Regions from separate parts of the Homo sapiens genome. Here region 1 is linked to region 2. A link is a contact called in ENCODE Hi-C or POLR2A ChIA-PET data. All regions are on one chromosome and are shown on one strand. Each heading gives the region's core, a stretch centred on a gene start or an enhancer-like site at or near the end of the contact. The rest is flanking DNA. Distances are from core to core; before and after follow the strand shown. Region 1 overlaps CEP41 (centrosomal protein 41). Region 2 overlaps CPA5 (carboxypeptidase A5).

Region 1 (5,305 bases), core at 2,659-5,158, 37 kb after region 2:
TGGGTGACAGAGGGAGACTCCATCTCAAAAAAAAATTAAAATATATTTAAAAATAATAAATGCTTGTGAAATGGAGACATGAAATTTGTTGTCCATCTCAAAAAAAAAAAAAAAAAAAAAAAAAAGAAAGAAAGAAAGAAAAAAGAATCTCCCTTTGTTTCTTCCATATCACTTCAGGTGTGAATGTGGAGCAGGGGGTTTTCCCACAGACTCTGCTGGGGAAGTGAGTGGATTGGGGCTGGAGTGAGGATGGCAGCTTCTCTCTCTAGCAGCCAGGCCAGGTTTCAAGAAGCATCCAGCTCTGTTGACTTGAGTCTTTTCCATATAAAATGGCCTGAAGGCCAAAAATGCCTTTTTTAAAAAAAAAGAGGAACATTGATGGAATTTTCATCTTGGACTTTTATTTTATTATTATTTTTGCTATCAACATTCTAAAAATAAAAATAAAAAGAATGAGGGCTGGGCACAGTGGCTCACACCTGTAATCCCAGCATTTTGGGAGGCTGAAGCAGGAGGATTCCTTGACCCCAGGAGTTCGAGACCAGCCTGGGCAACATAGCGAGACCCCCCCCCCCCACCTCCACAAAAAATAAAAAATTAGCTGGGTGTGGTGGCATGCACCTGTAATCCCAGCTAATCGAGAGGCTGAGGTGGGAAGAACCGTTGAGCCCAGAAGTTTGCAGTTGCAGTGAGCCATGATGGCACCACTGCACTCCAACCTGGACAACAAAGTGAGACCCTGTCTCTTAAAAGAAAAAAAAAGGATGAGGCTCTATGTATGTATTGTTACATTTTGTATGTATTTGTTACATTATTACATTATATCATTTACATAAACGTATAAACATGTAAATTTATGAGACGAGGTAAAATGGTGTTTCAGTCTTTACAGAAAGATGACCTAAAAGATTTGATAACACCCTCTTCAAGTTATCTTTTAGAAAATGCTTCCCTTCAATCTATATAACGACATTATAACTCTCTTCTCAAAACCCATTTTAACTGCTTAGTTTGAGTGAGTAGGAAGCTGATCACCTTTTGTTTAATGAAGACTGATAAGAGAAGAAATATTAAGTTAGCATGACAATTTATCACTTTATAAAACTGGAGCACTAGACTTTGATGGTAGAATTGCTTAATTTAAAATAAACTGTGCTTCCCGACAGCAGGAACCACCTTGTTTGGCATTCAATCCCCAATAGCGTTAACAGTACCTGACACATAGATGCCTAATAAATACCTGTTGAGTGAATGCTCTCTACTTTTATTAGTGAATTCATAAATGTTATGATCTGTATGTTGTAGGCTTGCTGAAAACACCCTGTGCAAGTTATTTTGAATTCCCAGAGTTGAGTAAGTCTTAAGAAAGCTGAAGTCAATGAATGAATGTCAATTGCACAAGGGCAAGGATTGCTTTGTTTTGTTCACCATTTAACCCCCACTGCTTGGCCAAGTGCACAGCACACAGTAATAATATTGGTATTAATATCAATAATAATAAATGCTTGGCCAGGTGCAGTGGCTCATACCTGTAATATCAATACTCTGGGAGGCTGAGGTGGGAGGATTGCTTGAGCTCAGGATTTCAAGACCAGCCTGGGCAACACAGCGAGACCCAGTCTCTATAAAAAAAACAATTTTAGGCTGGGTGTGGTGGCTCATGCCTGTAATCCCAGCACTTTGGGAGGTTGAGGTGGGCAGATTGCTTGAAGTCAGGAATTTGAGATTAGCCTGGCCAATACGGCAAAACCCCATCTCTACTAAAAATACAGAAATTAGCTGGGCAGTGGTGCATGCCTGTAATCCCAGCTACTCGGGAGGCTGAGGCATGAGAATTGCTTGAAACCAGGAGGTGGAGGTTGCAGTGAGCCAAGATTGTGCCACTGCACTCCAGCCTGGGTGACAGAGGGAGACTCTGTCTCAAAAAAAAAAAAAAAAAAAAAGAAAGAAATATATTAAAAAATAATAAATGCTTGTTAAATGGAGACAAGAAAGTTGTTGGTTTTTTTTTTTTTTGTACTTTCAAGTATGGGAAGAGATTTACATTTTGTTTGTAGATACACATTTTTACAAATCTATGGGTGAAGACACTTAAAATTCTTAAGTAAAAACATAAAGCTAAAAGACAATTTTGGAAAATATTGCAACTTAAAAATGAAAGTATTGATATGAAAATAAGTATTAATAACCTAAAAGACAATTTTGGAAAATATTGCAACTTAAAAATGAAAGTATTGATATGAAAATAAGTATTAATAACCTAAAAGACAATTTTGGAAAATATTGCAACTTAAAAATGAAAGTATTGATATGAAAATAAGTATTAATAACCTTGAGGGGTTAAAATAATAAAAAGGGTTAAAGAAAAAGACAAACATTTCAAAAGAAAAATAGGCAATTCCACTAAGAAGAAACACAAATCAATACATGTATGAAAGACACTGATCCTCTAAGTGATTTCTTGTTCATTAAGGAGAAATGAAGATATTTTTCTCTCATCAGATTGGCAAAGAATAAAAAGACTGATGACTCCAGTGTTAACATGTAGTGCTGGTGGAGCAGAAACTGGCACCACCTTCCCAGAGGGCAAATTTGGCAATATAAATCAAAATTATAAATGTATTGTGTCTTTGATCCAGAAAACCCACATGGAAGAATTTACTTTATAAAAATATTTGGATGGATTCAAAAATATGTATGTACAAGATTGGAAAAGTAAAAAACAAAAAACCTAGATAATTACCAGTCTTGATGCTGATCTGACACATCCACACACTGGAACAACACGACACCATTAAGGGCTGTGTTGACATGGAAAAATGTTCACAACATACTAAGTGAAAGAAACTGGCTATAAGATGGAAATGTTATAAAACTGGATTGTGGTGATGGTTGCACAATTCTGTAAACTTAACTCAAAATCATTGAGTTGTGCACTTAAAATGGGTGAATTTTATGGTATGTGATTTATACAATACAGTTGTTTTAAAAAAGAAGCTGGATACAAAATATTGAGTCTGGATCCCATCTTGTTTAAAAGACACACACACACACACACACACACACACACACACACACACACACAAACATGCTTTCTCTCTCTCCTTCTCTTTCTCTTCCTGGAAGGATATATCCCCCAATAATAATAATGATTAACCTGGGTAGTGGTGGTGGTAGTTTTCCTTTTTATGCTTCTCAGCATTTCTCGCAATGAGCTTCTATAATCAGCTTTTATAACGGGCAGGGAGTGAAGGGAGCTATTTCGAACACAGTAGATAACATGTGTGTAAAGTTACCTAACATCGGTGTATTATCAACATCAAACAGCTAAATGGCCATCTTAGTTTTTACTCAGATTCTTTTGATTTGTCTAAACTCATTTTTTTCTGCTCCGGTATAATGTTTCATCATCTTGCCCGGAACGCTGCAGTTTGTCTTATCTTCAGAAAAATTCACACTCCAAGATACAGCTGGAAGCAGCAGTGTTTCTACCAAAGGAAGAGATTACTCAGCTCATGCAGTTGGGGGCCATTCCCCATCCTACCCCTTGTTGTAGCTTGATGAAAATTCCCAAAACCCCTTCCTGCTCACATTCAGTTCTTGTAGCTATCTTGGGAATTGATTATGCTAATGCCTATTCCCCAGGGCCTTTGAAAATCTTTATTTTCAAATGAACTCATTTTACTTTTTACTCAGACCATTACATATGGTTCTCTAATGGCCTGTGGGCCCAATATTGGTGATCTATGAGAATCCTTAGGGTAGCCTCTTGAATTAACACTCAGATATGCACAGCTAGCTTTCTGTCTTTGGCCTAAAGTTAAAATGGGAATGTCATTGAATACAATCCAGATATGACCTCACTGGTCCTTCATCCAGTGCGGGGCGATTCATCACCCTGGCAATTGTTTTGCAAGGGCGAGTGGGATGAGGTGGATTTGAAGATGCACAGGGACTCTTGCTTTAAGGACTACAGCAACATCATTCTGTGAACACACTAAGACCCAGATGCTACTCAGATGAAGCTGATATGACTAACCGTAACATTCAAATTGGCCAAATCAAGGAGAAGCTCTCAGAAAAGCACAGAGCATGCATCGTCAAATCTAAAAAACTGTCAAAGGGTAATGAATTATTCCCCAAAGCTTTCAGGATCTGCATTAATTTGGCAACTCAAACACTGAGCATCATCCAACAACCTCAGAGACTGGGATTGCCAAATGTTTATTGCCAAACTAAAAGGAGAAAATGGAAAGTCTTCTGCTTAACCACAGTAGTGGTATTGGCTACATTTTTAGAAGAGTGCAGTAGAATAAGGGCTCTGCTGACAAGGACTGGGGCAAGGAGGTTTGCCTCTGCTTCCCCCGGGAACTCAGGCCTATGGCCATCGCCAATTCATGCAACTTATGTTTCAGCCGAAATCAGAAACATCACCACAAAGGAAAGAAAAGATCAGGCACAAATCATATCAATATGGTTTACTGAATGAATGGCTAGACCTATCAGGAAAACAGCCTACTTTTTTCCCCCTACAATATAATTAAAAGTTTGTAATTCTCATTCCTTAAGTGGTACTTTGCAAGGTGTCCATTAACAGACAAAATAACCTCGGAAGCCCTGGAGCACCTGTCTTCAAGATAAGACAGCAGACACAGGCGGTGGAAATGTGGAAATACGCATTCCCCAGAGCAGATGTTTCAGTTCCTGAATTTCCATCGCCTTTTGTGCAGGCAAGCGGAGGAAAGTTTTCAAAAGAATCTCGGCTGACTAGGAGGGAAGGGAAGCCAATAGCGAAGGGAAAGGTACATTTTCACGGTAAGTTAGAGGCATCACCAAAGGAGAACATGGTTGTGCCCACCCAGAGTGAGAAGCATAGAGCGGAGTGGCTGAAAGAACACCCTCTGGAGCCACAGTTCTCAGGCTGGCTCCTGGCTTTTCAAACCCTTGGTCAGAGACTGAAGGCAAACCTGAGTCACTTAATTTCTACCCGAACCTCAGTCTCCTCATCTGAAAATGGGGGTGCCTGCCTCATCAGACTGTTGTGGAAATTAAATGGGTCAAAACATATAATGAAGAATCTAGGAGCAAAGTAAGCTCTCCACAAACATTGGCTAGTATTATTATTTTCTGGAAATCTTCAAGATTTGAAACAAAAGAGAAAACCTACTCTTAAGATGGGGGTGGTGTGTGACCTTTGCGTGCTGAATTTGGGAGGATACTTTAAGCCTGGCAGAGACAGGGTAATAACACCCCCAGCAGCTCTCTGGGTACTTCCTGTAGAGGGAGATCTAAAAACCTCAGGGTT
Region 2 (5,231 bases), core at 2,413-4,912:
GGGAGGTGCTTTCACATGATCAGATTTGCATTTCAGAAACACCACCCTGACAGTGACAGTGTTGAGTTGGGGACAGGACCAGGGAGAGACTGACAGGCAGGAGGGTGGTGAGGAAATTGCAGTGGGCCAGGCAAGAAATTATCTGATTCCGAGCGAGCTCTATTTGCATTTAATTTTTCTTCACCTCGTTCTTTTCAGCCCTTTGGTTTTTTTTTTTATTTTTTCCCTAGGATGAGTCACCATGGAAAAACTTCACTTGAGCAATCAGCTCTGTGGCTTTTAATGGCTTTTTTTCTGATTACAAAATTAATAAATATTCATGTTAGATAATTTGGAAAATAGTGGAAAGCACAAGGAGAAAACAAAAATCACCCATACTCTGACCATCTAGAGCAGAATACAATTGAGTGTAAATACTGCGTTGCCAATTTCCCTCGCCCTAGTGGATCACTCTCATCACCATGCAAATACAGTTATTTCTCCCATTTAAAAAAACCCTCTCTTGATCCCTTCCCTCTCCCCTCCAGCCATCACCCCATTTTTATGCTTCCCCATAGACTGAAACTCCTGAAAATACTGACTCTCCCTGTCATCTCCATCCCTGTCCGCCAGCAGGCTGCCCACCCCCTCACTTCACCAAAGCTTCCCTCGACAATGTCACACGCAACTTCCAGATCCAACCCGATGGCCGACTCTCAATGTTCCTCTTCCAACAGCACAACTGGTCACTCTCTCCTTCCTGGAGCCTGTCTCTTCCCCTGGCATCCAGGACTTCTGTGTTCTGTCTCCAGCCAGCACCTCCTCTCCTGGATCCAACCGCCTACTCAGTGTTTCCACCTGGGGGTGCAATGGGCATCTCCAACTTTCCAGGTCCAGACCAAGCTCCCCTGGCCCTTCATCGGTGCCTCCACAGCCCTCTTTATCTCAGGAAATGGCAACACCATCCTTCCAGTCACTCAGACCAGAAGCTGGGAGCCATTCTTGACCCCTTCCTCAAACTCCCCATCAACAACAGATTTATCGCTGCCTTCAGAATGGATCTTAGCACATCCCACACCACCCCCGAGGGCCCATGCGCCATCTCGTCCCTCACCTGGGTTCTTCCAGTTGCTTTCTAACTGCTCTCCCCCATTCTCCACCTTGATTCCTTATTACCTAATCTCAAAACAGCAGCCAGAAGAGTCCTTTAAAACTATTGCAAATTCAAGCATGTTGTTCCTCTGCTTAAAACCCAACTAATTTGGAGTAGAAGCCAAAGCCCTTGCAATGGTCATAAGGCTTTTCATTTTATTGTATTTATTTATTTTGAGACAAGATCTCACTCTGTTGTCTAGGCTTAAGTGCAGTGGCACGATCATGGCTCACTGCAGCCTCGAACTCCCAGGCTCACTCCATCCTCTCGCCTCAGCCTTCTAAGTACAGGCCCTGGGACTACAGGCCCATGTCACCATACCCAGCTAATTTTTGTATTTTTTGTAGAGATGGGGTCTGATTATGTTGCCCAGGCTGCTCTTGAACTCCTGGGCTCAGGCAACCCGCCAACCTCGAGCTCCCAAAGTGCTGAAATTACAGGTGTGAGCCACCACGCCAGACTGCTCATCTTATTTTAAATTGTACCCTTCTTCCCCACTTCTCCAACTTCCTCTTTCTTTCCCATTTCACTCTTGTTGACATTTACCTTTTTCTCATTGCTTATATAATTTAATTCTTTACTTCTTTAAATTATTATCTTGCTAGCTGAAGAGTACAGTTTTTATTTGTTTATTTGTTTTCTTTTTGAGACAGGGTCTCACTCCCTCACCCAGGCTGGAGTACAGTGGCATGATCTCGGCTCACTGCAGCCTCCACCTCCCAGGCTCAAGCAATTCTCATGCCTCAGCCTCCCGAGTAGCTTGGATTACAGGCACACACCACCACCCCTGGCCAATTTTTGTATTATTATTATTAATTTTTTTTTTAAAGTAGAGACAGGGTTTCACCATGTTGGCCAGGCTGGTCCCAAACTCCTGGCCTCAAGTGATCCACCTGCCTCAGCCTCCCAAAGTGCAGGGATCATAGGCGTGAACCACGAGAGGTTTTTTTGTTTGTTTGTTTTTGTTTTTTAAGATGGGGTTTTGTTATATTGCCCAGGGTGGAGTAAAGTGGCTATTCACAGGCACAGTCATAGCGTACTGCAGCCTTGAACGCCTGGGCTCAAGAGATCCTCCTGCCTCAGCCTCCCGAATGGCTGGGACTGCAGGCGTGCACCACCATGCCTGGCTTGAATAGCAGAGTTTTAAAGGTAGAAATGCTGTTGGCTGGTCTGTGGGTGAGTGGCAGCTCCAGAGAGGAGAAGAAGACAACAGGAAAGATTGCAGGAGAAGCCAGGGAAGACAGCAGCAGTGATGGGCAAGACCCTAAGAGAGATGGAGGCTGCCTGCATCATGGGGGTAGGGACAGAAGAAGAGGACCCAGGCCCCTCTGTTGGGCCCCATGAAAGTCAGGTGCTGACTGACTCCCCCAGATGACCATTAATGGGGGCTTTCTGCCCTCCAAGTCCTACAGAAGCTATCCTACCTCTGGAGAAACCCAGACTTCCTGGTCATGCCTTGTAATGCTCCATCACAGAGCCCTGGAGTCACCCCAAAGTTATTATCACCCTCCTTATCATTGTCACACTCCTCCTCATCATCATAGCTAACATTCACTAGCATTTACTACATGCCTGGCAAAAGTCTAAGCATTTAGCATGTATTAACCCTTCTAATCCTCATGAGAACATTGGTGTGTGTGTGTGTGTGTGTGTGTTTGTGTGATGGAGTCTTGCTCTGTCGCCCAGGCTGGAGTGCAGTGGCACAATCGCCCCTAACTGCAACCTCCGCCTCCTGGGTTCAAGCAATTCTCCTGCCTCAGTTTCCCAAGTAGCTGGGCTTACAGGCGCGCGCCACCACGCCTGGCTGATTTTTGTATTTTTAGTAGAGACAGGGTTTTGCCATGTTGGCCAGGCCAGTCTTGAACTCCGGAGGCCTCAAGTGATCCATCTGCCTTGGCATCCCAAAGTGCTGGGATTACAGGTGTCAGCCACTGCGCCTGGCTCTCATGAGAACATTTTAAAGTATGTGATAAAGTATGTGATAACATGACCTCCATTTTACAATGGGGAAACTGAGGCACAGAGATGTTAGTAATTTGATGGAGTTGGTGGCAGGATCAGGGTTTAACCTGAGCTCCCGCACCCTCAGACTCCACTCTCAAGGCATCTGTCCCCTCAGTGGTCATCACTGTTGTCTGTGTGGCACTTTAACTTTGCCTTTTAGACAGGGAAGCCTTGTGGTTTGGCCTTGACCTCTGAGGGGGTCCATTCTGAAAACTTCAGATCAGCAGCCACCCCCCACATCCAGTGCCACAGGACTGGAGTTGCTACTGGCCACATAGCTGCTACTGCAGATGTTAGACCTGGAAGAGAAGGCCAGGAACGTGGGAGGAGAGGCAGCGGCTGCTGTCCCAGAGCCCCCAACCCACTCTGTTTCCATGAGCTGCGTCCATTTTGCATCTGTGGCTGGAGTTCGGCTGTGAGAGATCTGCTCTCCTCCGCCTCAGCTTCAGCACTGGGGCCCTGCTACCTCCTCCCCTGCCCAACCCGGGAGGACTGTTCTTCCCTTAGGGCCCCCATCCTTCCTTGACTCATCGTAAATTAATTCACACTGAGGTATTACTTTCCCTGTCAGGTTATGGCTTCCAGGGAGGCAGATGGCTTACTTCTGAGTTGGTTGGTTTCTTTGTTTTGTTGTTTTTTCCTGAGAAGCCTGACAGGGCTGTCATTAGGCATTCCTCAGCCTGTGGCCTGACCGCATTCTTCCGTCACCCATCCCCTTCCCCCAGCCCCAGGAATGGAGCAAACGCTGGTGCATTTTCCAGGCCAAGGCAGATTCCTGTTCCTGGAAGTGGGGCCAGCTGTGAGGGCTGAGAATTCCCAGTTTGAAAGAGGGTGTCACCTCCATTCACAAGGCTGTGAGGGTGTCTGGAAAGTTATTTGCAGTTTGGTGCTGACTTCCCATTTGCCTCCAAGCTCTTGTGTGGAACAAAGGACAGCCTCCTGGGTCCTGTCTTCCTGTGGGTGTCCCAGGCTGTGTAGGGAAAATTGAGTCTTCTAGTCCTTTCTTTTTCCGATTTCTCCTCCCTGTCCTCCACTTTCACCCCAACTTCAGGCTTCCACCAGATCCTTGGAGACCCTTTGCCTTGTCCTCACAGCTGGCAGGCTGCTGTCTTCCTTGCAGCTGCTCGTCACAGCTGATGGCACCAGGCACACAGTGGCTGGCACACATTGGTCATGGTAGGCTGTTGAGATTTGGGTCAGCTTCCTGGGAAGAAGACAAATTCCTTTTGTTAGAGCTTCCCAGAAGTGTTTGTGAAGGGCCAGAGAGGACCGGGGCTCCTCCGGCCACATCTAACTTACCCAGCAATCCCAGCTTTGCCCCTGGCCAGCTAGTGCAGCTGGAAAACATCGCAACTGTAATTGCCTCGCATGGAGTTGGTGCTCAAAAATAAAGTGAGCCCCAAACATCAATTTCCAGTCCCATTTTTAAATCTATGAACCTGAACGTTGTAAGCAAGCCAACTAGGCCTCGGGGATGAGTGAGTCATTAGGCATTGCCTCATCTGTGGCAGGTGGGGCGGGGAGGGACACCGCTCTTCCTGACGGGGGTGGAAGACTCCACAGCAGCCATTAGGGCTTTTGGTTTTGCTATTATTTATTCATTTAAAAGTTCTGGGCTGAGGTGGGTGCATCACCTGAGGTTGGGAGTTCAAGACCAGCCTGACCAACATGGAGAAACCCTGTTTCTACTAAAAATACAAAAAATTAGCCAGGCGTGGTGGTGCATACCTGTAATCCCAGCTACTCGGGAGGCAGAGGCAGGAGAATCGCTTGAACCTGGGAGGCAGAGGTTGCGGTGAGGCGAGATCACGCCACTGTACTCCAGCCTGGCCAAGAAGAGAGAAATTCCATCTCAAAAAAAAAAAAAAAGTTCTTATTGAAGTAGTATAAGCACATTGCCAAAATGTAAAAATAGAGGATAGAAAAAATTTACTCCAAATCTGCCTTCTTCTATCTTAGCAGGCATTGCGAATATTTTGGTTTATATTTTTGGGATTTTAGTATCTTGCATTCTTATGCTCAGGGGTCCTTGAGTTTTCATCATTGTAAAAATCTTTCAAATTGAAAGAATAGTACAATGGAGTTTTTAGCTGTT

Evidence for each region. A loop is a pair of places that touch in the nucleus more often than their neighbours do. ChIA-PET counts read pairs that join two places held with the same protein, here RNA polymerase II (POLR2A). Pooled maps may share reads with other maps.
Region 1: a loop to region 2 is called in a map of transverse colon, with 9 times the contacts of the local background. The contact joins two enhancer-like sites. A Hi-C loop is called at or near these places in 6 of 168 maps with a recorded cell type or tissue (ascending aorta, naive thymus-derived CD4-positive, alpha-beta T cell, natural killer cell and 3 more) and 8 of 50 pooled maps. POLR2A ChIA-PET finds 5 or more read pairs at or near these places in 8 of 52 experiments (A549, AG04449, AG04450 and 5 more).

Annotation. Positions count from the first base shown.
Region 1 is chr7:130,389,308-130,394,612 of GRCh38, forward strand. It overlaps CEP41 (centrosomal protein 41), which reads right to left. Exons shown (of 11, transcript NM_018718.3): 11 at 4,464-5,305. Among named protein-coding and RNA genes, the nearest start is that of CPA1, 11 kb to the left of the region's middle. Within about 2 kb of position 3,909, at least 5 of the 41 ENCODE cell types and tissues checked have a DNase peak (open chromatin) inside an H3K27ac peak, as active enhancers do.
Region 2 is chr7:130,352,634-130,357,864 of GRCh38, forward strand. The region is part of intron 5 of CPA5 (carboxypeptidase A5); the gene reads left to right. Among named protein-coding and RNA genes, the nearest start is that of CPA5, 10 kb to the left of the region's middle. RefSeq lists an enhancer at 1-261. Within about 2 kb of position 3,663, at least 26 of the 41 ENCODE cell types and tissues checked have a DNase peak (open chromatin) inside an H3K27ac peak, as active enhancers do.